Regions from separate parts of the Homo sapiens genome. Here regions 1 and 2 are each linked to region 3. Evidence: chromatin loops called from intact Hi-C (ENCODE). Cell type or tissue: lower leg skin. All regions are shown on one strand. Each heading gives the region's core, and the rest is flanking DNA. Links, peaks and the distances in the headings are about the cores only. Region 1 holds the start of SLC25A48 (solute carrier family 25 member 48). Region 2 has its middle 17 kb from the start of NEUROG1. Region 3 has its middle 13 kb from the start of TIFAB.

What was found. Peaks named below come from ENCODE experiments on the same cell type or tissue, not always from the same donor. Only the 100,000 strongest peaks of a DNase experiment are listed, where the experiment ranks them.
Region 1: a loop joins it to region 3, with 3.0 times the contacts of the local background. A loop is called at or near these places in 51 of 110 quality-filtered maps.
Region 2: a loop joins it to region 3, with 10 times the contacts of the local background. A loop is called at or near these places in 108 of 110 quality-filtered maps.

Annotation. Positions count from the first base shown.
Region 1 is chr5:135,825,168-135,835,557 of GRCh38, forward strand. It overlaps SLC25A48 (solute carrier family 25 member 48), which reads left to right and starts at 9,496. Exons shown (of 8, transcript NM_001349336.2): 1 at 9,496-9,726. The coding sequence starts at 9,681. LOC107986453 (a long non-coding RNA gene) reads left to right here. Exons shown (of 4, transcript NR_171171.1): 3 at 558-828; 4 at 1,299-1,415. RefSeq lists an enhancer at 8,461-8,962. In lower leg skin, for the core only: CTCF peaks have their summits at 5,132 (motif pointing left) and 5,337; DNase peaks (open chromatin) are centred at 4,171 and 5,094.
Region 2 is chr5:135,547,673-135,558,062 of GRCh38, forward strand. No RefSeq gene overlaps it. Among named protein-coding and RNA genes, the nearest start is that of NEUROG1, 17 kb to the left of the region's middle. In lower leg skin, for the core only: a CTCF peak has its summit at 4,370 (motif pointing left); no DNase peak of the experiment used is centred there.
Region 3 is chr5:135,460,577-135,470,966 of GRCh38, forward strand. No RefSeq gene overlaps it. Among named protein-coding and RNA genes, the nearest start is that of TIFAB, 13 kb to the left of the region's middle. RefSeq lists a silencer at 5,600-5,739 and an enhancer at 5,940-5,989. In lower leg skin, for the core only: no CTCF peak of the experiment used is centred there; a DNase peak (open chromatin) is centred at 5,755.

The sequences.
Region 1 (10,390 bases), core at 2,523-7,522, 360 kb after region 3:
TATGACTTGCTAGGCTCTCAGACAAATGTTTCATTAGCATCATCTCATTTAATCCTAATAGTAATCCTATAAAACAAGCCGTACTATTATTCCCATTTTATGAATGAGAAAACGAGTCTCAGAGAAGTTAAGTGACTTGGCCAAGGGCACATAGCTAGCAAGTAGCAAACCTGGGATTTGACCCGAAGCTTGTGGTCTATAACATTCCTAATCACCACCATGCAGCTGGGCACTGTGGCCCATGACTGCAGAGACAGAGGAGGCAAGGCCGGTGGGTTTTAATCCCAGACACACCCCTCCCAGCAGGGTGCCCTTGGATGGGTGAGTGACATTGCTGAGTGCTTCCTGGGCTGTAGAGCAGACATGGGCCTGTCCTTTTCTGGGACTGCCACTGTGGTGTTGCAGGCACAGGCTGGTCCCGGGTATCTGGGCCTGAACCTGGGAGGGGGGCTTGCATCGGGCTGACCTTCCTGTTCCTTCATACCCAGGCTGCCTCGGCACACTAGGACCTCATCTCTGGGTCCCCACACTCACTGGCCTGCTGCCCCGTCCTGCAGGTCTCGGCAGAGTTCCCCCGTGACAGTGACCGGGATGCCCCTCTCTCCAGGGACCATGGTCTTTATGCCTCAGGATTTGTGCATTACTACAGAACCCCTGAGGAGGGGTTACACACTAGCCCTGGGCCTCCTGCCTTTCCATCTGGGAGCCAGGGGCCCTCAGGGGCTGCCCAGGGCTGGTGCAGTCACACCACGGGGAAGCCGGAGCTGACTGCAACAGAAACCACTGGAGAGCAGGCCCCCAGCACCCACTGACTGTCGAGGGATGAAGGTGATTGCGGGGAGGCTCCCAGAGGTCAGTCAGTTTGCCCTGGGACCAGAGCTGGCCTGGGACCCTGGCACTCAGGCCTGTATTCTCTCTGTCTCAGTGCCCATGACCATGGATGAGGGGCATCCTACCCCCCTTACCCAGCAGAGCCAGCAGGAAGAACCCAACCCTTGGCAGATTCTCCCAGCCCCTCTCAGCCCACCAGGCTGCTCCCTGCCAGCATGAGGTGTCCCACTCCGCAGGCCTAGGGTTTGCCTTTCTCCTCAAGCAGCAGAGGGGAGAAACTCAGCCTGTGCCCCATGTTCAGCCACTCCACCCCCAGGAAGAGACCCATCCCGCCCCACGCTGCCACCTTCCTGTTCTCCTAGCTGGAAAAACTGCCACATGAGAATTGAACAGCCACACCAAAAGTGGCTTTGGAGAGAAGTGTCCATCTTGTCCAGCACTCTGACCTCAGACCATTCCTTTTGTAGCCTGACCCAAGCTCAGACAGAGGAAGCAGGAGCCACCTGAACAACTGAAGGGTGCAGACACCCAGAAGCTGGTTTTGTAAATAAATCGTGCACCTTGGCGCTGGTGCACTAATTGGATGCTTTGGAGTAATACTTGCAGCTTCCATTTATTAAGCATTTACTTTGTACTAGGCACTTTACAGAGATCATCTCCATAATCATGGGTTGTAGACACTGGTGTCATCTCCATTCTACAGCTGAGTAAACAGGCTAAGAGATGTTACATAGGGTGCCCGAGCTCACACAGCTAGCAGACAGCCGGGAACTGTGGAGCTGGGATTCACACCAGCTCTGTCTGACCTCGGGCCAAGTACTTAAGCACCTCCTCACTACATTCTTCCTCAGTGGGTCTATGCATAGCAAGAAATGAGCCACGTGCTCCCCTAGACCCATCTTGCTCTCTCTTTTTCCTCATTGCCTCTGCACCTTTCCTTCCCCTGCCCCTGCCCTTGGGTAGAGCAGGTAAGGATGGTGACTCTGCATGTGTCTGCTAGGCCCTACCTCCTTGGACCTTGTGGACCTGTTTTCTGGTGCTCCAGCCCAACTTCCAACCCCAGGCTCACCTGGTGAGTGGCTGAATCACACTGGGATTTTGAGAGTATATGCTCATCCCACCTACCCCGGGACCAGACACTTAGATGCTGATTCCTGTTTGAAAATCCTTTAGTGCCAGCCACACTGGCATGTCCCAAGTTCACAGCCTCTCTGTCCCGTGGCGCTGGTTTTGTGTCTCCTCCCCGGGTGTAGGTTCTTTGTTTGCTTTGACACTCACACACCTCTGACCACTGGATCCCTGCTCCTCCACCCGATGGCTGCTTGTCTGGAATGCCCTCACCTGCTCACATGCTTCCTGAGGATGAGGACTTTAAGAAAGAGAGAGAAATCAATCGGTCACACTAGAGTTACATCAAAGAAATTCTTTTTAGAAAATCTATTTTTTACTATTTCCAAGGCACTCCTATGACTTCCCATTGGGTTTGGGGATTTGGGATTTGGAGTATGATGGGAGTATGAAGAAATAAAGGTACCCTTGCCAGGAAAACTCGTCTTTGTTCTTGGGGTGAGGCAATAGGACTGTTCCCTTTATTTTCCATAAGGCTGGAAAACTCTTCCCGACTCCCCTTGCATTCTCCCAACTGGTGCTGCTCAGGAGGTTCCCTCTGCCTCTGTGCCCTTCTCCACTGCTCACAACTTAGCTTGTCATTTTAGTTTGGGGCCTCATCGAGGAGCTGGCATCTGTGGGCCCTCACTGCCCCCAAAGGAACAGACAGGTTGGGAGGTATCCAACCCTCTGCCTCTGTGCCCTTCTCCACTGCTCACAACTTAGCTTGTCATTTTAGTTTGGGGCCTCATCGAGGAGCTGGCATCTGTGGGCCCTCACTGCCCCCAAAGGAACAGACAGGTTGGGAGGTATCTATGTCTATGGTACAAACTGGGGCCACTCTCTCCTTGTGCAGCCCAAGCAGGGTCCGAGCCATGTCCCCTCCTCTCTTCCCATGTGTGTGCCATCCAGAACCCAAGGAGGGCCGAGAGCCCTGCAGTAGCCTGTCAGCAACCCCTTGGCGAGCTGGAGGTACCTCCCCTGCTCATGGGGATGAAGAGACCCGCCAGAGGTTTCCCATGCTGCAGAGCTCTCTAAGGGAGTAGTTTGCAGGAAAGATTTGGTGCAAAAGAGATCCCAGATAAGGGGCTGGCTCAGCTGGAAGGGCAGTTTGCTTCTGGCCCACCTGCCGGCCTTGGCTGGGAGCTGTCCATGTGCTAACACAGACGTGAACACTCAGGACACACAGGTCATAACGATGGAGAGATTTGACTTGCTGGGTGTGTTACTGCGTGCCAGTCATGGTGCAGAGTACTTGACATGCATTGACTCACTGAGTGTGTTAAGTGCAGCTTGAGTGAGGTACAGTTATCACCCCCATCTTACAGAGGAGGATGTCCAGGTGCAGTGGATTAAATGACCCAGTGAGCTCCTGCTGGGGGAGGCTGAACTGCCTGCTCTCAGGTGCTGAGGAGGATCATAGCCCTTCTGAGGAGCTGGACAGGCACAGGCCTCAACTTCCCAAGGGCAAGCCCACCAGTTCCCTGCAGAGAAAAATGCTGGTTGCAAGGAGCCTGAGCCAGCCTCAGCATGGGCTATGGAGGTTCATCCAGGTGAGATACAGCTAGCCCCAGAGATGGGCCTTTCATCCACTCGCAGAGCAGCAGCAGGACTGAGGACTGCCTCTAGCCTGTAGACGCCACTGCCCACAGAATCATGGCCTAGCCCCTTTCCTTGGCATTCAGGGTCCTCAGGAGCCAAACTCCAAGCCTTCCAGCTGCCCCTCCTACAGCCATGGGGGCTTTGGGTGAGCAAAACTCTTCCCGACTCCCCTTGCATTCTCCCACCTGGCACTACTCAGGCAGTTCCCTCTGCCTCTGCACACTTCTCCACTGCTCACAACTTAGCTTGTCTTTTTAGTTCCAGCTCAAATGCTGCTCCTTCCCGAGACTTCTGGGTTCTGCCCTCCAAATTTCCTATGGTCCTGGCCTCTATTTGAGGTCAGGCCTGATGTGAGATTTATGGGTCTCCCCCAGCCCAGCAGCTGATGTTTGATGACTGCATGATAGAGGAGAATGCCACATGGCAGAAGATGGAGTAGGCTGTCCCCAAACACTGGCTCTTCTGTCACTGTCAGCACTCAAACTCCTCTGAGTCCCAGGGAGTTTAGCATATAGCAGGTGCTCAGCCAGGCTTTCAGATGGGACCTTGACAGCAGCACGCAGCAGGGTCTCCTCCTACACTCCTACAGAAACCCCTTGATTCCAAACCTCTCCAACCTGGGCTGCCTGGTCCACTGACCTGCCTGGCCTTCAGTCAGGCGGACAGCAGCATTTCCTATTCTCAGATGTCCGCAGAGCCAGCCTCAACCCGCAGGTTGACTCTGATGGAAAGAAGCACATATGATTTTCAAGCTGATATCGCCGCGGCCCAGAATTTCAGACTTCTGTGGACCCACAGGACCTTGTCAGGAAAGAAAGGATAGAGGGCAGCCCAGGGCACTGGGATGGTATTGGGGAAGGGATGTTTTCCCCCTGATTAAACTGTTGCAGGAGTCCTATGAATATGGCACAGTTGGACAGTGTTAGTACCATCACACTGATAGTGGAGAAACTGAGGCAGAAAAGTTAGGGCATTTATGCAGAGGGGTGGGGGTGGGGGCAAGGGTCTTTGGGAAAGTCACTTCTACTTCCCGAGTCTTGGCTAGGAGGCAGCACTTTTTTTAATAGCATGGACCCTGGAGTCAAACAGCAGGTGTGACTTCATCATCCTCCACTGACTGCTGTGTGGCTTTAGAGAAACTGCTTGACCTCTCTGGACCTCATTCTTCTCACCTACCCAAGGAGAACTTGCGTCAGAGAATTCAACAAGATGGTGTAAACGGAGCATGCAGCACTGGGCCAGCTCGGAGCCCTGAGGTGGAAGAAAGCCTGGGACATTCAAGGCTTCGATAGATCTACACAGGTACAGAGATTGGGGTGTCGCCTCCCATCCAAGCACACAGTACTCAAACACCTTAGATGGGTTCTCATCAAGCTTCTCCGAGGTTTGCTCTGGCACCTCAGACTCCCCTCTGAGCCTCCTGGGCCAGCATCTCCTCCACGGCCCACACATATACTGAGTGTGGCTGTCTGCCAGCCAGTGCCAGGCAAACCGGGCCAGGAAACTATCCAGAATGAGCAGCCACGCTTGTCTTTTCCGCCCGAGAGCCTCAAGCGCTGCGCAGCAGCGCCCTCTCCTGGCGCATCTTGATGAGACCTCCGCAGCTGATATCCCCGTGGCCAAGAATTTCAGACTTCTGCAGACACCACCTAAGAGGAGATCGTCCTTACCTTCCAAAAAATAGAGGAAGAATTAAGGCCTGGACTTTCCCAAGATGCCCAGAGAGGCAGCAGCAGCACTAGGACCAGAGCCCAGGCAGCCCAGCTTTCCCGCCAGCTGCTTCACCCCCTCACTTCACAGCCACTTACCTCTGCTTCTTGACTGCCAGCCTCAAGCTGAACAGGTGATGGGCCAGATTCAGTCTGCACATGCTCTGCACATACTTTCCCAAAGTGCCATCAACAAAGGAAGAAATCCTGCTCCCAATGAGAAGCTCGAAAATCGTGTGCTCCTTTTCCTTCCCATCAGAGTCAAGGAGGGAGCTCAGAGCTCCCGTTGTCTGAGGCCAGTGCAGGAATGATGCAGCTGGGGCAAACACTCAAAGAAGAAAGACAGCACAAGCCCGTGGTCCGGTTTCATTAATCCTTTGAACTCGGTCCTGAGTAATTGCTGTCTGCCTGCTCTGTGGCAGAGCCCGAAAATGTCACGGTGGCAGATAGGTCAGACGGGTCCTATCTATCTTCCTGGAGCAACCAAGCATTGCACAAGGACTGAGCGGCATGGTGAGAGTTGGAAAAAGAAGCAGGGGTGCCTTGAGAGAGGGCAACCAGGTCGTGACCTCCTGTGAGGGGCCTGGGGAGGCCTCCTCATGCAGAAGATGCTTTGGTATAGATCTGAAGGAGGTAGGAGTCGGCTATGAGGAGGGCAGGGAGAGGGAGCTGCAGGTGGAGGGAGTGATCAGTGCAAAAGCTCTGTGGGGGAAATGTGGCTGGTACCTTTGAGGGCCTGAAAGAAGCCGGGCTTCTGTGATGCTCCAGGAAAGGCCAGGGGGAGTCCTCACACCTGGGAATGATGTGACCACCTCTTCAGCTCTGTCTTGTATCCAGACACCCTCCTTGTCTGCCAGCCACCAGCAGGACCTTCAGACTTTTCCCCATGTCTCCTCATTTAAGGCCCAGCGGACTAAGCAGTGACTGACTGCCCATCAGGCCTGCGCCAGGCTCTGCAGGTCCAGTGCAGAATGAGGCAGTACCCTCTTCTCAGTGGGCTCACAGTCTGGATGGGAAGACAATCAACCACTGAGTCTGACAGCAGAGATACAGATATGCTCAGAATATTCAGGAAACACAGATGAGATCTAGAAGATACCATGTGGCATAGGGTGATGAGGAAGGCCTTCAAGAAAGGCCTGTCAGGAGGTGACAGCTGAACTGAGTCTTAAAGAAGAAGGGGGCAGGGATTAGCCAGGGGAGGAGGGAGAGGGTGTTCCCCACAAGGGAATAGCATGTGCGCAGTCACACACATGCACAGAATGTGAGACATTGAGGTGCAAAGTGGAAAAGCAGCCAGACCCAGTCCTACTGAGCTACACACAACACACTGGGGAATTGGAATTTATGCTCAAGATCACAGAAAGTCATCAAAGTTCACTAAACTGAGCAGATTCAAAGTTTCAGAAGCTCACTGGGGCAGTAGGACAGGGGCAGAGGGACCCAGGAACCCGTGTCCACTGTGATCCAGGCAGGGCAGTGGCACAGGGCTGGGCTGAGCCACATTCGGAGACAGCAATGAGGGCTGGGTGTCATTGAGGGGATGGACACTCAGGACTTTGCGGCTGGTGGGATAAGACCTTGGGAGAGAGAAATGGAGGATGGCATCCAAGGTTCTGTTTTGGGTGGCCACTGGGTGGAGGTGTGTTTCTCTAAGTTGAAGAGGCACTGGCGGAGGAAGAGAGAGTTCATCGAGGGATGCGCTAAGATGACCCGAGCCACCCAGGTGGAGGTGTTGAGTAGAGGGATGTCTGGACTCTGAAGCAAGGTGTGGGGGTTATACGCTGAGAGATGGGAGGTACGGGTGGGTGAGGGTCCAGATGGGGCCCTGAGGAATTCACACCTAAGCATGAGAAGGGGCCATGGCACCAGGGAAGAAGATGAGAAGAGCTGGAGAAGCAGGAGGAAAGCTGGGTGAGGGCAGGAATCTGGAAGCAGAGGGGAGCAGGCGGCATGGGCAGCGCCTTCACTGCAGCAGGTCAGGCATGGACAGCTGACCCAGGCCTTTGCTGCCCGAGTGTGGCAGGTGGACATGGGGAGGGGATTGTTGGCTTGCCTGAGAGAGTGGTTGGGGAGGTGGGAGCTGTGGGGCTGTGTAGACTAAAGGTGCAGCCAGGAGACTCCAAGTTTGGAGAGCCTTCCCTGATTGCTTCCTGTAGAACGATGGACTCCCTCTCCAGTGCTCTTACAGCCACCTCTGTGTAGCATCTCAGATGGATTGTCTCCTCTCAAACAGAGACTTTCCCCAAAGCAAGGCACTAGCACAGACTGATGCTCAGGAAATTGCTGTGGCCTGAAAGGGTAAATAAGAAATGGGGAGTGGGCCACTAGTTAACAAATGCTATCAGCATAGCCCATCTGCATGTCCTGCTACTGAGGAAAGTGCTCTGAGAGGTCATCATTGGGGAAGGAACTGAGGGAGAAAGAAAATGGGGTTGCTTTCTGGCCCTAGTCATGCAGGGAGTGGATCTCTGTGGAGTTTCTTTCTCTCTGTAATGGCCAGTAGCTGCCCTGCCCTCTCCCGAGTGTAGAATGCAAATGTGAATGGCAGCACACTGCAAATGGTGCTCTGAAGTGCGAAGGCCAGGAAGAAGGGATGGCCTGGATCCTGGCCACAGAGCCAGCATTCTGCCTGGGCTCATAGCCCTGTGGTCTGGGATTCTCCAGGCCTGGCCATGGTTGCTGGTAAACCTAGGGTCCTCCCCTCACTTCCCTGGGTGATGCGCCCCATGGGCAGGTTTGTGGCATGCATATGGGAATGGAGCACAGTAATTCATTTTGGAAAGCAACCCACTCCTGCTCTGCTCCAGCTCGTTAGTAGTTCAAGCAGCAGCTTTCTGGGCCTGGGAGGCCATCCTGGGCTGCCAGGGACACTGCCTGCCAACGTAAGACCTCCTCAATTGGTGCTGACACAGGACTGAGGGGATGACAAACTGCCTGGCACCCCTTAGGTGGTCTTCCAGAGGAGTGGGTTTTGAGAATTGTCAGGCTTTCCACTTGTGGATGCATTCCAATGGTGAACTCAGTAAAAGGCCACTCTTCAGAGACCTGCATTTCTCATAGCAGCCCTAGGCATATATCCCGGGCATGACAGGGCACAGCTTGGGGTTGATGCTGATGGCAACTCTGAAGCCTCAAGACTGAGTGGGTCACCATAAGCAGCAGGAAGTTGAGGTGCCGGGATGGGGTGTGATGCTTCCACTCCTCCCTGGAACTTTGCAATACTTCCCTAGCCAGGCCGGCGACTCCATCCCGGGCTGTCCTCTCCCGATACAGGTCCACTCTCTGTGTGCCGGGGCAGGGGAGGGAGTGATGCTGCAGGAAGGTCCCTTCACCTCCAAGTCCCCACTCCTCAGTGGACAGGCCTTTGTAGGATCAAGCTTCGGTGGTCAGGCTCTGTCTTGCTTTGGAAGAAGGAGGTCTGGCTGGCTGTCGCTTCATATTAACCTGGATGACGTGACATGAATATGCCCAGTGGGACAAGAGCAGGCCCAGCAGAGGCCCCTTCCTCCTGACCATACCCTTCACCATTCTTGTCAACCTTGGGGTGTCTTGGCTGAGACCCACAGCTGAGTCCCTGCTGGAAACTAGCAGAACGCTGGGGGGCTTCGAGTCTTCTTAGGAAGGGAGGAAAGACACTCTCATTGTAATCAAAAGCCTCTCCGCACAGCAGGCCACTTCTCCAGTGAGCACGGACCCCTGGCCTGGGGCCTGGCTGAATGTAGGGTCTGCCTACAGAGAGGGAGTTTGAGGTACAGAGCACCACCTCTGCCTTCTGTTGGCCCAGGGCGGACAGTGTAGGGTGAGCCAGGGCCAGGCAGGGAGCTGGGCCCCTAGAGAGCTGTAGCTGAAAGTTAGACATGACCCTGAACCACCAGGTGCCTGCTCTAGGCACGGGGTACTGAGTGGGACATGGCTGAGATGAACAAAAAGGCATCACTGCCCAGAGTTGGGATGGGAGAGAGTCCACAGCTGATTGGAATCAGCATTGTCAGCACAGCACAGTACAGGGAGATACGCGCATTGCCGTCTCTGGATGGGCGGCTGGCACTTTCAGTTCAAAGGCGCTGAGGCTCTGAAGTTGGCAAGGAAGAGGATAACCCGGAGAAGGGAGGACTAAGAGAATTTCACTTGATGACCCTTGCCTCTTTGTGTCTGGGATGAGCCGCGCGGAGCGCACCCTTATCCACCCAGAGTGCTGTGCCTTTAAGGTCCACTGGGGGCGTGATGTCAGCCGCCCTCCGGCACTTGGAGAGGTGAGCGCGGCAGCCCGCGCAGCCGGTGACTGGGGGACTGGGTTTGGAGTAGGACCTGCGGCGTGCTCGAGACTCCGACTTCGGTCTTGCGGCGCGCTCGCGCCCGCGGGCCATGCCCCACTGACTCTAAGTGGGCACTGCCCCGGCTCCGGGAGGGCGAGACCGAGCGCCGGCCATGGGAAGCTTCCAGCTGGAAGACTTTGCGGCGGGCTGGATCGGAGGTGAGTGTGCTTACCGGGGACCCCCGGTCAGAGAGAGCGAGCCTGGCGGAGTTTGCCTCTATGCTCTGAGGAAACTTTGCCTCTGTGCGCTGCCATCCCGCTCCCCGTTGTGCGCGCAGCCTGCTTTGGGGAGTGCCCGGCCCCGAGATCCCCCTGGTGGTCTTGCAGTTGCCAGGGCTAAATTCTGAGAGCTTCACAGCGTTTCGGGCTGAGCTTCTGATTTGCTCATTAAGTTAGGATCCGTGGGACTTGATGAGGTAATGATTAAACAGCTCGTCAAAGCCCACAGCCAATGGAGGCTCCTGGCGGCGCACACACCCTTCAGTGACCTGGTGCACACCTGAATTGCGGACGTGGCTCGCGGGAACTTATGTATGAGGGTAGCGCTTGGCTGCTGATCCCGGGGCGCAGGGTGGTGGGAGCCAGGCTTCGAGATTAGGCCGGCCCAACGGGGCGTCCCGACTGGAGGGAGCAGAGCTCTCACAGCAGGGAGCGGAGCGCCGGCTGCAGGTGCCCATTGCCAGGCTGCGAGGAGCACTTATTGCCTTCAGCCGCCGCCAACCGTCAGCCATCGCCTACCTCCAAGGCCCCTTCTCCGGGCACTGTTGGGTCTGCTGATCCCTTCGCCACAGCTCCCGAAGCCACTCTTTTACTGGGCCTGGGA
Region 2 (10,390 bases), core at 2,031-7,030, 86 kb after region 3:
GCTAGAAGAGGGCTTGCTGGGTGGGTGTTCATTCACCCATTCTGTGGTTGTGTGACTTTAGGAGATAAAAGTGGAGTGGGATGGGAAATGGAGGCACCGTAATCTGTGGAGGAGAGGTCCCTAATTACCCCTGCTGCTGGTGGGCGTCAGGCAAGGGCAGATAGAAACCCTGGCCACGCCTTTGCTGCTGCGGATCACTCCCATGGCCACAGTTAGTTGTCACCAAGCTGTGCCAAAGCCCTGGCCACATGATACTCTTTCTGCTCCCTCAGACGCCTCCAGCCTCTTCTCTGGACACTGAGGGAGAGAGAAGTGGGGAGTTGTCACGGTGACAATACCAGCTCTCAAAACCACAAGCTGCTCACCGCAACACCTGCTACCACCCAGAGAGGTGTCCTGGAGTGGGATCTGGGAGGTGGCTCTCTTAGGGTTTGGCACAGGGTGGGGTGAGAGTGCTGGGAACCTAGCAGGACCAGATTTTCTGCTAATTTGAGGGCTACGCAGAAAACTTTGTTTAGAAAAGCAGGAATCTTTCTAGAACATCCCAGTCTTCCTTCTTTCTGGCTTTAACAAATATGTCCCAGGTGCCTGTTTGCATGAGCACCAGGAGTGCCAGTGTCAGTCCTGCTTGACTTCCTGACTCCATCATCAGCATCACCATTCAGATTTGTATAAAACCATTTGTAAACTAGTTTTGTGAGGGAGACACTCAGCTAAGCCCTCAGTATGTGGATTATATTAAATCCAGACACAAACCTGTGACTGGTGTATTTTGTCTGCCTTTAAAATATGGGGAGACTGAGGCTTGAGGAAGTTAAGACTCATGTCCAAGGTCATAGGGCCAGCAGGCAGCAGAGCCCGGGATGGAACTCAGGGCTCTCTGGCTTCAGTGCCCATGATCTTCACCATTCACCATCCTCCTTCTGCCCCATTATGTAAACACCTGCTCTGTGGCCAGCTCCAGCAAGGTGCTGGGGCCGTGGGGATGGAAGCCGTAGTCCCACTCTGTGAGGGAGGGCAGTCCTCAGCTGTGGAGGTGGGTAGGGCTCTGTGGGGAAGGTGGAGAAGGTCTGTGCTTGTCTGCGGGTTGGCTGCTCTTGTGGGGAAGGGCCCTGACTATGGGCACACAGGGGACATTGCTGTGTTTGGAGCTGGTCTCTGTTCCTGTTATCTTGGTGAGAATTGGGAGGTCTGGGTTCCCTCTGCTACCTGGAAAAAATCCCTTTTTGAGCCTCATCTTCTGAATGTCAAAAAGAGATGATGAGGGTGGGAGGTGGAGGGGTATAAAGGCATCCTCCAGGGACTTGGAGACCAGCTAGAGATCTCCAGGATCCTGGGAGCAGCACTGCCTTCAGCTGAGATCTTGGGGAGGCAGCTCCATGTGTGATATTAAACTATCTGCTCTCCAATCTGTTTTCCCTACCCACACAGGGGGTCGAGTTTATGAGGGGCCCAGAGAACTAAATGGGCAGTTTCTCTAAGCAGTGGAGGGAACATTCGGTTTGGTGTGGCATTCATGGTTCTAGAGTTTGTGGGCTGTCCTGAGCTTCTTGTCTCTATGTTCCTGCAGAACTCAGCATGACCTTGGCACCAAGAGACCCTAGGTAGCATATGTTTATAGATTCAGAAGTTGTTCATTCAGTTCTTTTATTCATTCATTGCCATGCTGTTTAATCAACTTTTTCTGGGTAAAAGATCACTTAAATTCCCCACCTAAAACCCTTCAAAAGTTTTTCATTACACTTAGAATACCTCTGTGTCTTCATTTTAAGTGTGATTAACAAGGCTCTGGATTACCTGACCCCTGCTGACCTGGGAGGGAGGTGGTATCTCAGCCTCATCTCCAGGTCCTCCCCCTTTGCCCTCTGAGCTCCAGCACACTGGCCTTCTCTGCGTTTTTCACACTCCCCGGGGCTTTGCACTCGTGCTTCCTCCTGCCTGGAGTGCTCCCTGTATTGCTCCTTCTCAGTCTCCAGGTCTGGCCTCAGAAGCCCTCCTGATCCTGGCCAAAGCCACCCTTCTGGCCCCAGCAGTCACCCCCATCGCATCACACTGCCTCCACTAGCAAGTCAGCTGGGAGCAGTTTATATATTTGTTTACCTGTTCCTTGTCTGCCTCTTCTACTAAACTGAGAATTCCACATGGTGGCAGTACCTTGTTTAGCTTATTACCTCATGTTCCCAATGTCTAGAACAACTTTTGCCACGTAAGAGGTGCTCAGTATGTTTTGTCGTTGAATGTGGACATGGATCTAACGTGTTTTAAATGATAAAGTGACTGCCCTGCCATGACATATGGAAGCTGGGAAGCTCCAGTCAAATCTGTCTGAAGGGGAGAATGAAGCCTGTGTGAGTGATTTGCTCCACATTTGTGAAGCTATGTGCTTCTAAGTGGGGTGTGTCCAAAGTGAACATGGGGCATGAGGATGTTTTCTGACTTGGTGGACAGAATATGGAAGACCTGACTTCCATAGGGTGATTTTGTGTCAAGCATGCACCCATGGGAGTCTCTGAATCATATTGTGTGTGCTCAGAGGAACCCTCTGCACTTGCCAGAGTAAATATGTCTTTTCATTGTGAAAAACAGCCATGCAAGCAGCTTCTCACAATGTAGGAAAAGACATGAACAGGGTTTCCAGTCCACATCAGAATGCTCACCAGGGCCAGGGAAGAGGAGGGCCTCCTCAGAGTGAGAGGGCACAGAGCAGTGGCTGAGTGCGGGGCACACCTGGGTCACAGCATCAGCAGCAAGAGGCCTGGAACTGGCTTTAAGGAAAGCCACTTGTGAGCGCACCTCCATCATTCCCAGGAAGCACCCTGAGGTATACTTGGGGTGGGGGAGTGTGAGGAGCTCTGGCCCCATTCTAAGTCCTCAGCAGCCCTCTGAGTTGCTCCCCAGCACTCTAAGTCCTGGCTCTTCCCCGTGAGCACTGGTGGTGGGTCAGCTGAGGGCTGGTGGGAAAAGACTCCACTCCTGCCATCAGAGAGGTGGTGGTTGGCCTGGGGACAGGAGGAAAACAGGAGCATGCCAAGGAGCCAGTGAACGAGATGCAGCTCTGCTTACACATGGCCATGCACTCACCTGACACCCGCCAGCCACTGATGCGCCTCCCAGGGGCCGGGGTCACCATGTGAGGTGCTGGGAAACTGGAGAAAACTTCATGGAGCTGCTGTCATGGAGCTCACATTCCCATGAGAAAACAGACCCCAGTCACATAAATACACACTTCTGATCACAGCAGGTGGCAGCAAGTGCTAAATGTACAGGGTGACATTGTGGGGAAAATCAGGAGAGACCTACCGCAGCTGGGGTGGCAGGGAAGAACTCTGAGATGACTTGAAGCTGAGACCTTGAAGGATGAGAAGGAGCCAGCCATGGGGTAAGCTAGAGGGAGAGCATTCCAGGCCGGGCACTAGCAGGTGCAGACTCTGGAGCAGGAACGAGCTTCTAGTGTGGGAAGAACTGTGGAGGACCAGTGGGTATTAAGAAAGCCTTGCCTTGAATCCCAGCACTTTGGGAGGCTGAGGTGGGCAGATCACCTGAGGTCAGGAGTTCAAGACCAGCCTGGCCAACATAGTGAAAACCCGTCTGTACTAAAAATACAAAAATTAGCCCGGCATCGTAGTGGGCGCCTGTAATCTCAGCTAGTTGGGAGGCTGAGGCATGAGAATCACTTGAACCTGGGAGGTGGAAGTTGCAGTGAGCTGAGATCGCGCCACTGCACTCCAGCCTGGGTGACGGAGTGAGACTCCATCTCCAAAAAAAAAAAAAAAAAAATAGCTTTCAGGAGCACAGGAGCAGGATGCAGAGACAATTTTGAACAGACTATGCATAGCCACATAACATGGACAAGAACAAGTGTCTGCTGAGCACTTACCATGTGCCTAGCGCTGTGCAGATGTTGCACACAGCGTCTCATTTCCTCCTCACACCAACTCCACAAGGTGTGTGCTGTTACACTCCTTATTGTGCTGAGGGCAATGGAAGCTCAGACAGGTGGAGTCAGTTGCTAGAGGCCATTGAGTGGTGGCATCGAGTTTGGAACATAAGTTTGATTCAAGAGGCCAAGTTCATAACCACTAGGCGATTCTGTCTCCGATTCTGTCTCCCCGTATATAGGGCAATACAAACTGCCACACACCTGCTCAATGGAATGGGACGGAAGAGGGTGATACCAAAGAAAATTGCAGTGAGGACCTTGGGCTGTTGGAGGGATTGTGTAGAAAGCTGTGTGGACAATCACACGAACAAAAGTCATCATTGAAGCCACATCCCACCCTCAGGAGTTTGCTCTCTCAGGAGGCGGCATCCAGCAGAGCTAGCGGCCTTAGCTGTCCAGAGGTGGAGAACAACGCCACCTGTTGGTTGAATAAGATATGGCCGCACAACAACTTGGCATTGATCTGTCACCCATGAAGTGTTTATTAATCATCCATTGGGTACAGGACCCACAGCACTGGGCTGTATGTATAAGACTGTGGGAAGAGAAGTGGGATGAGAGGTGAGGGGAATGCAGGAGAACTTGGAAGCACAGCTCTGCCGCGCAGAACCGAAAGGTGTGAGTTGGAGCCTGGGCCGCCCATTTCTGTCCTTTCTTGTGGGTGCCTAAAGATCTGTGAAAATAAACTGAAGGAGAGCGGAAGAAGTGAGGGACCTGGATTGGCCTGAGAAGCTTAGAGAGGCTCCATCAAAGAGGCAAAACCTGAGCAAGCAAGGACTTGGAAAAGCAAAATGGTATTTCTGCACACCTGTGAAATGATGTATGTACAAGCTATTTGCTGCAATGTTATTTGAAATATAAAAGTTGGGAATGGCCCATGTGTCCATCAGTAGAGGTGTGGGAGAATAAAGTATGTAAAAAATGAGCAGGCTCTTTATGCGTTGATATGGAAAAGTCTCCAAGGTGTATTGAAAAAGCAACAACACAGCCAGTTTCTCTCCACCTCAATTCCAAAGAGGTGGCTTTTGCTGCTTATTTTACAGGGGGAGAGGTCACAGTGTAGTTGGTAAGGTCCCCTGATCTTCTGCCTATACCCTGCCTCCATTATCTGCCACTGTCTCAGGCCTAGCCTGGTCTGTCCATATGAGCAGCTATGGCACTGCACTTTGGGTGCAGAGAATGGGGTTGGGACCATGCCTCAGTTTCCATGAAACTCAGCTTCCTGTCATGACATAAAGCATGATGGGGGGAGCCTCCTTGGCTATTGCCCCTGCTCCCCAGCTCTTATAACTAGGCTGCGTTTACCTATTTGTGAAATGAGAGGGTTGGGCAAGGTGACCTGCTGGAGGCCTTCCAGAATTTGGTCTCTACAGCCTTCGTGTTGAACACTTTGGAAAGCTTATGACACTTCTCAGAGAATGGGGTCCAATGATATTCTGGTGGGTGTGGCCTCCCCCTCTTTCTGTTACAGTAAGAATGACCTCCCTCTGAGCCTTAGCTAGAGACAGTGTGGCTTCATGGAGAGAGTATTAGACAGGGGGCTGGGGAGGGAGGGCGTTCTAGGCTGTGACTTTGCCCCTTCAGGACCTCAGTGTCTTCATCTGAGTCACTAGGAGGTGGGTGGACAGGGCCCTCCCCAGCCTTGCCTTTGTAAGAGGCATCCTTGGTTCTATGGTGGCAGGTGCAGAGGCCAAGTCCTCTAGCTCAGCTGATCCCGGTCAGTCTCTCTCCCCTTAGCCTCGAGATGAGTTTGCTAACACATCTGGTGAGAATGAGTTGGAACTCTGTATCTGTGCAAGTGTCCTGCCGATTACTCAGTAAGTGCTCCATAAAGGGAGGATAGGAGATGCAGCAAGGATGGGCTGCAATTGAAACTTTAACATTATCTCCAGGGATTTAGTGTATAAATAAAAATAACAGGCTGGAGAGAAGCCAGGTATCATACATCTCTGTTTCTAGACCACACCATATTATATTATGAATTAATATTTTTTAAGAGCCTGACAAAATCTCAGAGATCCTGTGGCAAAATCTCATTAGTTTTGCAGGAGTTCAAATCATTTATTTATTTCATGTAGACCAGAGATGTGACATTTTGCTTTGGCATTTTGTCCTCTTGAGGACCTCAGCAGATGGGCATGGCTGTTGTCTGAGGGCCATTGATGGGCTCTCTCCCAACCAGTGGGCCCAGCTGCTGGGGAGCTTCTAGAAGTTGATATGCAGCTATGATCCCAGATGGGACTTGGGCTAAACTTCCTCACCTGGCACAGCACTGAAAAGGAGTGATGGAGGAGGAAGTGAAGGTGTCCCATGAACTTTTAGGTAACGTCTTTATTTGGAGCATTTCCAAGCCCTGCATTCACTCTGGAAATCATTTGCCACTTCCAGGGAGCTGTTTGAGCAGCCACGAGGTGGAGCTCAATGCCTGCCTCCCAAGGGCTCCTCTTCATTCCCGGAAGCCTTTTCCAGACGGGGAGGGTTGGGAGGTGGGTGCAAAAGACTTGGAAAGAAAAGTGCCCAGAGGGCAGCTCACCACCCTCCCTCGCCCCTGTTCCTTGATGGGGATTGTAGAATCTCTGCCTTGAAGGGAAATCTCTTCTTGACACTCAAACCAGACCCCTTCTGCCCTGCCAAGTTAGCAGGGGTTTCCTTTCTTCTTTCTGTCCTTCCTTCCGTAAACTGAAGCTTGAAGTGGGTGCCTCATTCTCAGAGCCGATCTGGGGCAGTGTCCAGCTCCCAAGTCTACAATTTCTCCTAGTGTGAGTTTCTCTTTGTGTTGAGGTGGCTTTGGTATTTTCCTCAATGGATTGCTGCATTGCATGATTCCACGAGGCAGTTTTGTTTTTTTTTTTTTTTTTTTTTTTTTGGCAAATGTTGCTCCCTGAAGTCGTGTAAATATGGCAGTCAGTTATTGTATCCCACCAAATGGAGAACTCTGTACTTAGCAGATACTCTAAATATGTAAAGAAAGAAAATTATTGCTATTAAAAAAGACCTGCTTCCTTTTAAAAAAGAAGTATAAGCACAGGAATAAAAATCAGACATATCAAAAGAAGTATAATTAAAAGAAAGGCCAAGTGCAGTGGCTCACGCCTGTAGTCCCAACACTTTGGGAGCCCAAGGTGAGAGGACTGCTTGAGCCCAGGAGTTCCAGAAAAGAAAGTCTCCCTCTGCTGACTTCAGCTGTCTTCCCTGGAGGCAACCAGTTACTCGGGGGCTCCTCCAGAAATATATGTGCTAGAATGTGCACAGAATTGTGGGTGCTTTTTAAATTCTTAATTTATTTATTTTTGAGGCAGAGTCTCACTTTGTCACCCAGGCCGGAGTGCAATGGCGTGATCTTGGCTCACTGCAACCACTGCCTCCCGGGTTCAAGCCTGTAATCCAGCTACTCCTGCCTCAGCCTCCCAAGTAGCTGGATTACAGGTGCCCGCCACCATACCCAGTTAATTGTTGTATTTTTAGTAGAGATGGGGTTTCACTATGTTGGCCAGGCTGGTTTCAAACTCATGACCTCAGTTGATCCACCTGTCTCAGCCTCCCAAAGTGCTGGGATTACAGGCATGAGCCACCGTGCCTGGCCTTATTAACTTTTTACTTTAGCATGGCACATTTGTTATAATTAATCAATACAAAGACATTATTATTATTATTGTTATTATTTTTGAGGTGGAGTCTTGCTCTGTCACCCAGGCTGGAATGCAGTGGCGAGATCTCGGCTCACTGCAACCTCTGCCTCCTGGGTTCAAGCGATTCTCGTGCCTCAGCCTCCCAAGTAGCTGAGATTACAGGCACCTGCCACCATGCCTAGCTAATTTTTGTAGTTTTAGTAGAGACAGGGTTTTGCCATGTTGGCCAGACTGGTCTCAAACTCCTGACCTCAGGTGATCCGCCCGCCTTGGCCTCCCAAAGTGCTGGGATTACAGGTGTGAGCCACCATGCCCAGCTGAGACATTATTATTAACCAAACTCCATAGTTATTCCAATTTCTTTAGTTGTCACTAATGTCACTTTTCCGTTCCAGGATCCCATCCTGGAACCACATTGTGTTTAGTCATCATGTCTCCTCAGGCTCCTCTTGGCTGTCGAAGTTTCTGGCTTTCTCTGTTTTTGATGACTGTGACAGTTTTGAGGAGTACTGGTCAGGTATTTTGTAGGATGCTAGAAATGGGCATTTTAAATGATAATACATTGTGTCAAACTATCCTAAAGAATGCCTGGACCAACATTACTTTTGGATCTCAGGATTCCCCAGCTGGGTTTTTGTGTACAATCAGTAGGTGACTGGAATAATAAAGAATAGAGTGTGGAGTTCCATTTTATCTGGGGAAATTGGTCAGAGGACATTTATTTGGGAGCAGCCCATCTGGGTGGGTCAACTGAAAGCTTCTTGAAGAGGAGGAGGAACATTTCCTACCTCAACATCAGTCTGACCTACAGACTCATAGATCTTCTCACTAGCTGAGCCCATGCTTTGGAGAAGAGTAGGGGTGCCGGATGTTGGGGCAAAGAGAATTCATCTGGAGCCTGGCAGCTTTGGCTTGACTCCTTACTTTGCCACCTGTTAGATATGTGGTTCTTCAGAGCCTCAGAGCCTTAGGTTCCTCATCTGCAGAATAGGGACAAGTATTCCTATTATCTGGAAAGCTGGAGGGTTTCATGAAATAGTCACATATTTCAGGCTGGGTCTGGCATATTTTAGCAGCTCTAGAAATGATAGTTTTGATGATGATGATGATGATGACATGATGATGATTGGCCCAGAGAGGAATTCCAGGCCCAGAGAAAGCAAGAGATCTTTGCTTTTAGAAGCTGCTTATTCTTCATTGAGCTGGAAACACTCCCTTTCCTATCTGGGAGAGCATATCTGGAGAATGGACTTTTGGGATAAATATGCTCTTTTAGGACAAGTATATTAAACTCACTTCCACTGAGTGGCTTCTTCAGAAACCTGCCTGTATTAGTCTCTTCTCAAGCTGCTAATAAAGACATACCTGAGGAGGGGTAATTTGTACAGAAAAAGAGGTTTAATGGGCTCACAGTTCCGCATGGCTAGGGAGGCCTCACAATCATGGAGGAAGGTGAAGGAGGATCAAAGGCACGTCTTATATGGCAGCAGGCAAGAGAGTATGTGCAGGGGAACTGCCCCTTACAAAACCATCAGATCTCATGAGACCTACCCACTATCATGAGAACAGCAAGGGAAAAACCCACCCCCGTGATTTAATTACCTCCCACCAGGTCCCTCCCACAACACGTGAGGATTATGGGAACTACAATTCAAGATGAGATTTGGGTGAGTACACAGCCAAACCATATCACTGCCTTTCACCTTATTTTTGAGGACTGCAGTTGAGGCTTGTTTGTGAAACTACAACGCGTCGATTTCTTTGATTTCCAGGCACTTGAATTTAAAAAAACTTTCTGAGTGTATTGAATTTTTCCAAAAATGAGCCTTTTGGTGTTCTAAAAAAACCGGCTGATTCTACTAGAATGGGGTAGAAAATGGGAACTGCTCAATTACTCATGAAAATCTTCTGCCAACAGTTTCTGAACTCAAAGGAACAACCATGCGATGTGGAGGAGAAAATGGATCCAACGTTTTTTCCGGGGATTAAAAGTGAGTCGGAAATTGCCAGGACTTGGGAGAAAAAGGCTCTTGTTGAGTTCCCCTTTGAATCACCGAGTCCCTTTCTCTCAGAGTGCTAAGTGTTGAGATGCAGCGTCCTTACTGCCTAGAAACCCAACAAAGACTGGCTTGGTGGCTGCTTTCAGGTTTCAGTTCTATGTAGAATTTTAACCATGAAAAGATACAAAGATTGGTTTCTTCTGAGTCCTTAACTGAACACCACAAAGAGGGACAATTAGAGGGGCACTAGGCTACTGTCTCTCACCAGCTGTGCTGCTGCTGTTTGGAATCTTGGGACCCTAGGAGCCGCATGGGGTACACCATCCCAGCCCCCTCCATTCCCAGTGCTCAGACACACACCACAGACTCAACCCTCCAGGGGTGGCGCTTGCTGGGTGCTGGGGAGGCTGCCTGCTGCAGTGGAGAGAGGATGGATCTTTACTTAGCTTTGTAGGCTGGTGTGTCACTGACTTGTTGGGTGTCCTAATCTGTAAAATGGAATAATAACGCCTGGATTGGAGGCCAATTATTAGGATGAGGTGAGATAATCATGGATACTGTTGGCATAGTGTATGAAGGCAATAACGGTAGCCATTTATATAATATAGTTGTTCTCTCCATTGTGCCCACCCTTGATTTATAGTGCAGATACCCTTCTGCCCATCTTTGAAAGCCCCCTCTCCGCCCACTACCGCAGACCATTCCCAGCTCCCTATACTCTGCTCTGACTGAGCGGGTCTCCATGGTTTCCCCTGTTCATCTGCTGGTTACACATGTGAATAAGGGGCTGGTGCCCCTGACCTTGAGCAAACGTCTCGATC
Region 3 (10,390 bases), core at 2,727-7,726:
GGCTAGTCCTAGCTGTCAGGGTGCCTGGGAGCTGTGTGATCAATGACAAAAGGAGGGTTCTATTATTATAGGAGAAGGGGAAATAGATATTGAAAGACAACAGGGTCTCCTTTTCCCAGCCGAACTGCAAACTCTTCAAGGGTTGGAAAGACTTCTCAAGCTTGCACCTCACCCTGTTGGGCTCCCCGGCTGCAGATTTGTTCACTGAGAGAGACTGATTGCTGAGCCGGCTCCACAGAACTGCTGCACTGAGAAGTGCCATGGTCAGCCCTCCACGTTCTCAGAGTGCAGAACAAAAGCCAAGAGCCAAGGACAGCAGCATGGGGCTGGGGTGTTGCTGTGGGGAAGACAGCCCTGAGAGAGAGGACTGGGAGCTGGAGAAGCAGATAAGCAGCAATTGGAGCATAGCTGATGGACAACCTTTGGATACACAGAAAGGGATGGCTAGAGGGAGGAAATTTAGTTTTTGAGATTTTTAAAATTTTTACATCAAAATATGCTCTGAATGTTTTAGTTCTCTTCAATGATTGAGCCTTCCAAAATGAAAAGCTTTGTTTTATTTTTATATCCCATTTTGAAAAGGTAACATATTCACATAGTTCACTTTTTTTTTTTTTTTTCAAAATAAAAAGTAGAGAGGAAAGTCTCTCTCACACTCCTCCCCACAGGTAACTGCTGTAATGGTGTCCTGTGTATCCTTCCAGAGAGTCTTGATGCGAGTACAAGCACACATGAATCTATATTCCAGCCACCCCACTCTGTTCCCAGCACTGTCTGCTGCCTTGCTTTGTGAAGGTATCCTTAAGGCCAGCAGCTCCCATTCTCCCCAGCAGTTTCTCACTTTTAACAGTTTTCTCCCTGTCCTGTGATATTTCACAAAACGAACCCAAGCCATGACAATAAATATTTCATACCTTTCGTGCATGACATGTTTCACATATGCTTTACAAACGTGCGTTTTCATTCGGAATCGAATGTTGAGGGAAATATGTCTTTTCCACATGGCCACTACCATAATATAAAAAGCATTTTCCTCCTCCCTCTGCCCCAGGGGGGATCTATATCATGAAAATGGAAAAGTGATGAGAAAATGAGCAATCCTGCCTACAGAGCTCTCTCCAAGTAGTTTTCCAGAAGCTCCCTGGGACTGCATCACCTCATGAGCCATAAATCACCAACTGGGCCTGGGCAACTTGTCACCCAGTGGTTCACTTAGTGACTTTGGCTGTTTCTTTTTGTTGGCCATTTACCTGAAGGGTGTCTGCTGTGTACGTGTTGGGAACCTACCTCAGAACCTGTCATTGGTGTTTGGCCTTTAGCTGTCTGCCTGCAATTGGCTGGCCATGGCATGGGATGGGCACATACTTTCCTATGGGCCCATCTGCAGTAAGAAGTGGCTTGTAGAGCTGCAGAGGTTCTAACTGAGGCTCAGGGCCATCGTGGCTCAGCCATTTGCAGGTAAGTTCTACTGCTGATGGGATTGCCACAGACCATGGAATGCCTCCAACACCTTTAAATCAAGCCTGGGGGCTCTCAGCTCAACCTTGGCAAGCCTTAATGTGTCTTCAGTGTAAGCCATGATCTGGTCCTCCTGGAAACAGGGAACCCTGGCACGAATGCTAGGGCCAGTGCTTGATAAATGCCACCCTTAATCTGCCTTCCTTTCCCCCCCATCCCCTACCCACTCCTGCTCGCCAACCCCAACACACCCAAATGTTGTTGGCAAGTATGACTTGGAGAACCAGATTTTTCCCTAGTCTCTTCTCTCAGATAACTTTCTAAAACCTCCCAGGCCCTACTCTAAGAAGGTATGTCATTATGAGTGCTAGGGGGCACTGTTGGGCAACTTTTGTGCACAGGAAATTGCCTGCTTGTGTGTTTTCAGAGGACGCGACGCTCGGTGGGGACAGCTGTCCCCACCCTCAGGCAGCTCTCAGGGACTCGGCATAGTTGCTCCCCCTGCAGGGCTAGAGCTACCTCCATGTCACCTCTTCAAGGCTGAAGGCTCTTGGAGGAATTAACTCTGCCCACCTCAGCTCAGGTGGAGAGCTGCCCTGCGAGATGTGAGTAGGGCTGCCTTTCCCTCCTCCCTTTCTCAGTCTTTAATTGACAACTGCTTGGCCTGGATGATTTTTTAGATAGGAGCTGAGGTGCCCCCCACCCCCGCCTTCCAACAACAGCACCCAGGAAAATCAAGGACACAACTTTTTATTCAATTCTGGTATTTGTTCTCATTGTTGGAATGATGAATGTCACAACTCTATTATTTGTTGGAAGTGTTTGTTGCAGACGTGCAGCTGCATCGGAATTCAACTGAATTCTGATGTTTTCACTTGGGAGAATCGAATTCCCCCATGGATCCTGCAGGGAAAGTGGTCCTAATGTTCAGGACAGGCACCCCAATCAAGCTAGGAGCCACCTGGATTTGGTGCCTTCTGCCTCAGTGGGTCCCTGTCCGCAAAGAAGAAACTAGCAGCTACTATGGGCCACACAGTGTGGTATTGTATACATTTTGTCCAAGTTGTCAACATTTTAAAATTGGAAGCCTGGAAATAAAACCCTCAATTTTTGCAGCTTCAGCTGAAAAGTCAGGAGATGAGGCTGGCCTGGGCTCGGGTTCCTGCAGGGCACTCGTCTGCTGGTGCAGACGCTTGGCGCTCCATCCCAGTTTGCCTCAGTTCCCCCAGTCCTGTTTCGTATATATTTATTTTATGTTCTAGGCTCCTGTAAGCCTTTGAGTTTGCAATCCTTTTGTGAGGTGTGGTAAACCCTAGTTAGCCAAAATGTAATTTTTTCCTTAGGACATGAGCCCCCGCAGAACCAAATAACAGAAATCACCATGAAGGAGCCAAAGTCTACACGTGAGTTGGGGCATGGGGCAGATAGCCTGGGTGGCTGGTGTTAGTTCCAGACAGACTGGAGTGCTCAGGGTCTCTCTATTGGGGCAAATCTCTCTGCTCCATCTTCATGTGGCCTTCTTCTCCGAGTGTGAAATCTCCCACCACCTTCCTGTGATGAGGATACTGTCGTTGTATTTAGGGTCAATCCAGATAATCTAGGGAAATCTCCCCATCTCAAGATCCTTAATTTGATCCCATCTTTTGCCACATGAGGTGACAGTCACAGGTTCCAGGGTTTAGGAAGTGGGTGTGTCTTTGGGGCCACTACTAAGCCTATCACGTTTGGCAAGCCTTCCTTCAGGAAGCTTGCATTCTAGAGACAGTCTGGAAAGGAAGGAGGAAACGAATAGGAATGGTGAGCATGTAGCTGCGGTGGGGGATGACTGTGCATTCAGAAACCCCCCCTGGGGAGATTCTGGTTCATCAGAGGCTGAAGGGAGTAAGGCAGCAGGCCGAGAGGTCCTGAGTGCAAATGCCCTGAAGCAGCAGCCTTGGTTAGACAGGGAACTGCCTGCAAGCGAAGGGAAGAGCAGTAACAGAGAGATGGCTGGAAACCAGGTGGGGTTAGATAGTCCTTGCAGGGCCTTTTAGATTCTGGTAGAGGGTTTGGATTCTATTCCAAGACAATAAAGGAGCTGTTGAAGGATGTCGGCTGTCGTGGGATGTGAGCCACTGAGGATGGTGCCTGAGATGGGGCAAGGCTAACAGATGCCCCTTACTCAGAGATCACCCCTTAGAGAGGTAGGGGTGGAATGGGAGGCTGCCTCTCTGGTGCACTATTGCCTGGCTACAGGCTTTGCTGGCCCCAGGTGCCCCTTTCGCTGGGCGCCTCCCGTGCTCCAGCCATGCTGCGAAAACTCAACACCCACATTTGTAACAGGGTGTTCTAGCCAAGATGGGACTCCAGCATTTTTGAAATCTCAGATCCTGTGCTTTTACCTTTAAGCTAAAGGTGAAGCTTTAAGAAGCCAGATTGCCTGGGTTTGAATCTGGAGACAGACACTTAACTATGTGAATGTGGGGGACCCCCATAACCTTCGTATACTTATTTTCCTCCTCTAAAAAATGCAGACAAAATGGTGACTGCCTCACAGTGTTGTTGGGAACTGGTGAAGGGATAAACAGGCACACAGCTTACACAGGATCGTGGACTAGGAATCAGAAAATCAATGTCAACCGTTGTCATTTTATTTTTATTTTACTTTATTTTTTTGAGACACAGTCTCACTCTGTTGCCCAGGCTGGAGTGCAGTGGCGTGATCACAGCTCACTGTAGCCTTGACCTCTGGGGCTCAAGCCATCCTTCCACCTCAGCCTTCTCAGTAGCTGAGACCGCAGGCACACATCATCACACCTGACTAGTTTTTGTTTCTATTTTTTTTTGTAGAGACCAACCTATGTTGCAAGGTTGATCTCGAACTTCTGGCCTCAAGTGATCCTCTTCCTGCCTCAGCCTCCCAAAGTTCTGGGATCACACACATGAGCCTGGCCCATTAGACTTTTAGTTTCTGTAGGAGGCATCTTTGAGAGCAGCCTATTCTTTGTGTTTTGAAAAAGGGAAAAAAATTAACAGGGCATTTGATTTTACATAGAAAAAGCCAAGCTGCAGCTCTGGGATGCAGAGGTTCCAGGCAGCAAAAGAAAAATACTGAGAGTTTTGTTTTGTAGAATCACAGCAAAGGTTGTCTTCACTCAGGGCAGAAATGTGAGGAATTGCAGAAATAGAAAGGAAGCGAGTTTCCTTACAGAGTCTCAGAAAGCTGGAGGAGTGTGTTGTTGGAGGAGAGGGCCATATGGTTGGGGCAGTCCCTCTTCGAGGGGATGCTGACCCCTTTGTGGGCTGTGGTTTCAGGACTTTGAGCCTAGCCGCACCCAGGAGCTAGTTTGCAGGTTTCCATCATGCTCTGTTGTTCTCTCCTAGTATTATCCCAGTCAGGTCTGGTCCTACTTTGCTTTAAGATGTAGCAGCAGTCTTGACCACGTGTGAGCCGAAGCATTGTGGGGAGCAGTGGGGCCTGGGAAAACTTGTTATGAGATGTCGAGAGATCACCCGAGATAAGGAGAGTGGGGAGCTTGAGTCAGGAGGTGAGATGAGGGAATACCAGCCACAAGCTGGTATCGCCAGGGTGGGCAAGCTCAACCTGTTGATTCCCAGGGCACAGAGGGAGGGGAGCTGGATGAAAGTTGGCCATACGATGACCAAGGAGGATGAAGGCTGGGTCTCTTCTGCTATCGGACACTAAAGGGCAGCCAGACCCTCGGGAACAGTGGGTGTCTGGCATCTGGGTTACATCTGGCTTACATCCTCATAACTATCCTACCATGGGGTACTATCATGGGGCTTGTTTTACAGATGGGGAAGCTAAGGCGCAGAGAGTAACTTGCTCTCAGTCACACAGCTGGTAAGTGGCAGAGTTGGTATGTCCACTGGGTCTGACTAACCCCAGCCCCTGCCGGTCCCCCAGGGAGCAGGCCCTTGCCCCGGTTCTGCAGGAACTGCAGTCATTGGCTCCTGCTCAAAGCCTCCCAATAAAGAGAATTTGGGGGAAATCCCTTCCGCAGGAGAAGCTGGTGAAAGACAAGCCCCCTTCCTGGATATTCTCAGCACAATTCAGGACTTGCTAATTACTCCTGGGCCCTACCTTTCTCTTCTCAAGTAGGCGGCAAAGTTTACTGGTGATTGCGAAGTGATTGCAGAGCGGTTGGAGAGTGAATGGATCCGGAGCAGCGTAGCAAACAGCGCAGTCTGGGGGGCTCCATCCCGCCGCAGGGCCAAGGCCTTTCCTGCCAGTCCGACGAACTGCCGGTAGATGGCACTCTGAACCCGTTCCCCGGCCCCCTCCACGCCCTGGATCCGCCGTCTGCGCCGGTGCGGGACTCCCCGGGAAGCGCCTGCGATTTCAGAGTAAGAGCTGTTTCTGCACTGCTCCAGTCCTGCATTTAACAGACGCTTATGCAGCACCTGCTGAGTACCAGGGTCTGTCCTGTGTGCTGGGTGTTCAGCCTTCCTGGGAGAGGATATACAAGGCCATCGCAGGGCCACTGCAACTCAGTGTGACCGCAATTAGGACCGGAGAGCACTTGATTTCTAAACTGCGCCTTCTGGAAGATTTCTAAACTTGCGCCTCCTGGGAAGAAGGCTAGAGTTAGCGTTGCCGCAGGGCTGTGCCTCAGACGACCAGGCACGACCAAGCACACAGGTGGTGCTCAAGAAATGAATGGGAGTAGATGAGGGCATTCTGGAGACTGCATGGAGAGCCAGGGCCTGCCGTAGCAGCAGCACCAGCAGTGGCGATGGCAGCAGCGGGGTCGTTTCCAGGGGACTTGTTCTTTCCGGTTGCACCTCTAGGCTCTGCGGAGTTTAACGACGAAGCTCAGCCTGGGCACCTTCTCTGGAAGATGGGTGCCCTAGCTCTGAGGGCGTCCACCGCAGCCAGGCGTCAGGGCTGGCCCGGGCCTCTGCAGGGAGCTCCAGCTGCAGGGAGCCCCCAGAGGAAGCAGGGGCGGCAGGGAATGAGTGGAGGGGGGTGGGGTTGCCAGAAAGAGGGAGGTGCTGTCTGCATTCAGTACCGATCAGGTGGCTGGCACCTTACTGAGCCTGAACGCTGAGCGCTGTCTCCTACGCTGTCCTCACAGCAACCCTTTCCAGAGATGTTCTCGTCCTCGTTAGGCATATGGGATAATGGAGGTTCAGAGAAGGCAAATCTCAGGCATGAGATGAGTGACCCATCAGGAGAAGCTGAGCTGTGAGCACATGGAGTAGGGTGCGTGGAGAAGACCAGGGTCAGGCCCCTCCTTTGCTGGTGATAGAGAGGGGGCCTGTTGTGGGCCGCTTGTGAACATATCAGTGCAAAGAAGCCTTCCACAGCAGCAAGCGAACACCCGCCCGGAGTCAGGCCAGCTCCTGAGCACAGGCGCCACCAGGCTCCACCCGACTCAAGCCCCCAGATCGGCTCTCATTTCCCAACAGAGTGCCTGGCTACCCAGGCTCATGGCCTCCGGGGACCACAGGACAGAAAGTGCAGAGGGTAGGGTGGGGAGGAGGGTCAGTAGGAGGCCTCCTCTTAGGACCTGCAGTGCTTCTGGGCCTCACATAGGGTCATCCACCTTGGAAGACTCCTGCAATGTCGTTGGCCTGGTTTCTGGTTGAAGTAATGTGTACGGCCTGATTCTGAGCCCAGGTCAACCAATGATGACTGCAACCCACCCCATCTCTAAACTCCGCTCCCAAGAAACTTCTCAAGAAAAAAACACCGGCTGCTTGAATACTCTCCTAGGCGCACTTCATCCCCTTTTTCTTTTTTTTCTTCCTTCAAATAGTTCATTATTTTGCATGGAGATTTTGCTTTTCTTTGACTATTTTTTTTCATATATAACCTGATAAAAGGGCTCCCGTTATTTCAGAATATATTCTGGGCCCTATTCTGTGCTCAATTACACACCATCTATAGTTGATTTTCATGAAATTTAAATAACAAAGGGGGACGCTTATGTCATTTCTTCCTTATAAAAATACACCCTTGAAATCCACTCTCACTGGAAAGCTGCAGCCTGTCTGCAGTTTAACAGCTTGTGTGTCCAGGGGTACACACTGCCTCATTAGATGTGCATGCAGAGGGAGGAGTGTCTGAGTAATAAGAGCTAAATTTCACTCACTGTCCCCAAGTGGAAACAGACTGCCTGGAATGCCAAACTATATCCTTCAGGGCTCAGCAGCATCTGCTGGTCTCTGCAACACTGACAGGCCATGGTGGGCTGATGGGGCATTAGAGATGCATCCTGTGGGCCATGGATCCAAGGAGGGTGTGTGTCTGGAGGGACCTGGAGTGGATGGAGGCTGCCAGTGGACCAGGGAGGAGCACCCAGTGGCAAGATATTAAAAACTCAAACTGCGCCTACCCCTCATGAGCCCCTGATGGCGGTCAGCACCACGAGGACTGCATGCTTCATAGCCCAGGCAAAGGGAGAGTGGGAATCCTCCAAGGCTTGACCAAAGTCCTGGGAACCAAGGTGGGGGCTAAGAAACAAGAAGGACCTCTGTGATGGGGCTACTGGTGGAACTATGGGGTGATGCTATTTGACATCTAACTCTAAGTTCCCCTCTTCTGGGTTGTGTTCTCCATATGGGGTTCTGCAGAGGGCATGTGTCCTGATGGGGGGCTGCCCAGGGCTGCTGAGAGCACAAGTATCTGGACTTGGGGGTGTGTATGTGTGGGCAGGGAGGGAGATTCTGCCCCAAACCTAGCCTTCAGATTCCCTACATCCCAGAGCCCACTGCCTCCCACCCTCCGGGATGGACTTTCCACAGAGGAACTGAACTGGTTTGCTCCAGTTCCTAATATCAGGGCTCTGCCAGTGGGTCCACTTTCCCGCAGGCTCCATTCACATAGTAGGAAAACTTGATTAAGTGTATGAGTTTCACAGGAACTTCCTGCCTCTGAGTCTCCCCTCAAAGAAGCCAAAGCACAGCAGAACATCCACAGTCATAGGAGCCACTTGGGTTGCACCTTAGGGCCTGGACATGACCCAGGGCCACTTGGTATTTCATTCACAGGGGCTCCCCCCACCTCCTTGGGCCCAGCCTATGATCCTAACCATGTTGAGCTGGGGTCTGGTTCTCCTAAGGGTCTCAAAAGCATCTTGGAGGAGGTGGAACTTGGGTGGGCCTTGAAGGGTTTGGCACCTAAGAGGACATAGTGGAGATGTCTGAGTCGAGGAACATGTGGGCAGAGGCCAGGAAGTGAGGAAGTAGGACTCCAGTTTGGAAGAAGAGAAGAGGGTCTGTGGCAGCTACATTTGGAATGGATGGTTAGGAAGGTCTCCCAGAATTGTAAATCAGGATGAACATATGTGATATTGTAGGATTAGGAAAAAATTCTACAACAACCCTTAGCCACTAACTGTTGTTATAATTCTTGTTCAGATGTGGGTGCAGGTAGTATGGGCAATGTGTGGGCAGTGTGTGAGTCCTGTACTACCTGGACCCACAGCTGAACAAGAATTATAACAACAGTTAGTGATTAAGGGTACAGCCTCCTTTAAATCAACTAGGAGGGGGAAAACATCAAAATGAAATACAAACAGAAGCAAATAAACCTAATTTGTACTTCCAAGGAACAGAATAACTATACTAAAGGGAGAAAAGGAAAGCCAAGTAACTGTTGGACCCAATACTTTTGACTACATACCCCCAGTGTAAAGGCAAAGAAAGCTGCACACCAATATTGAACTCTACATAGAAAGAGTGCCTTCACAGTGTTATGGGTATAGCCATATACTGTGTATTGTAAGATTGAGCAAATGAATGAATGTATTAAAGTCACAAATAGTGAACTGAGGAAGGTTTGCAATAATTCTATGGCGTTGAATTGGAGCTGGAAGATTGGAGATATGCACACACACACAGAGATAGATATATATATATATACACACACGTATATGTACATATATAATACATATATTTCCTAGTTCTGTATAATGAAATGGTCTAGAAACAATAAAACCACAGTAGCAATGAGCACACTTACTCAGATTTCAGTTTCTAAATACCATTGACGAATAAAAAGAACCAGGGTTCCTTGTAGGCTGTCTGATTTCAGGGCTGAGACAGGAAAAGTACAAGATGAGCCTGCAGCGTCTTGTTACGTCAGAGAATAAGGGAGTATGCAAAAAAGGATGGAGGCATGAAAGGACAAGAAAACCAGCTTGAAGAGGCTCCCACAAGCTGCATCTGGAACAATTTAAACATCAAATAAATGATAGTATTGTAACCCGGTCGAATAAAAGAAGAATCTATGAGTCTAAACTGGCATAAATAAATTAACAATTAATCCATGAATAGAAGGAAAAGCATTTCTGTATAGTAAAATGCCAACTAACAAATGCAGAAGGAATGATGGAATTCAAAAATCACCATTTTGCAAACATTAAGTTATTAAATAATAATATTTGCAAAACCAATTCTTGATTCAGGCAAAATCATCAATAAATGCTCAAACTAATGGGTGAAAGTTTGATGAGGATCAGGATATTTATGGTCTCAAAATACCTTTTCACTTATTAGTTACAAAGGAAAAATAGTAGCTTCACAGTGGAGAGTCCCGGCAGACTCTACCTTAACTAAATGATCAAAATTAACATCCCCAACGTGGAACAATTCAGCATCAAGCACCTTCTGATAGGATACACATCACTTCTTTGGTATTCCTGCCAAAACATATAACCTGAATGTCATTATGGGGAAAGAACAGAAAAGTCATTTTGAGGGACATTATACAAAATAATTGGCCTGTACTTCCCCCAAAATGTCAAGGTCATGAAAAACAAAGAAAGGCTGAAGAACTAATCCAAGTGAAAGGAGAGAAAAGAGATGACAGAAAATAATTTCATTGCCAAAACAACAGAGTGGGAGATAGGAGATAGGTGTGCAGAACCCAGCAATGCAGGATTCTGAATGAGATTCTGGCCTGGGAGAAGCAGCTGTGAAGGAC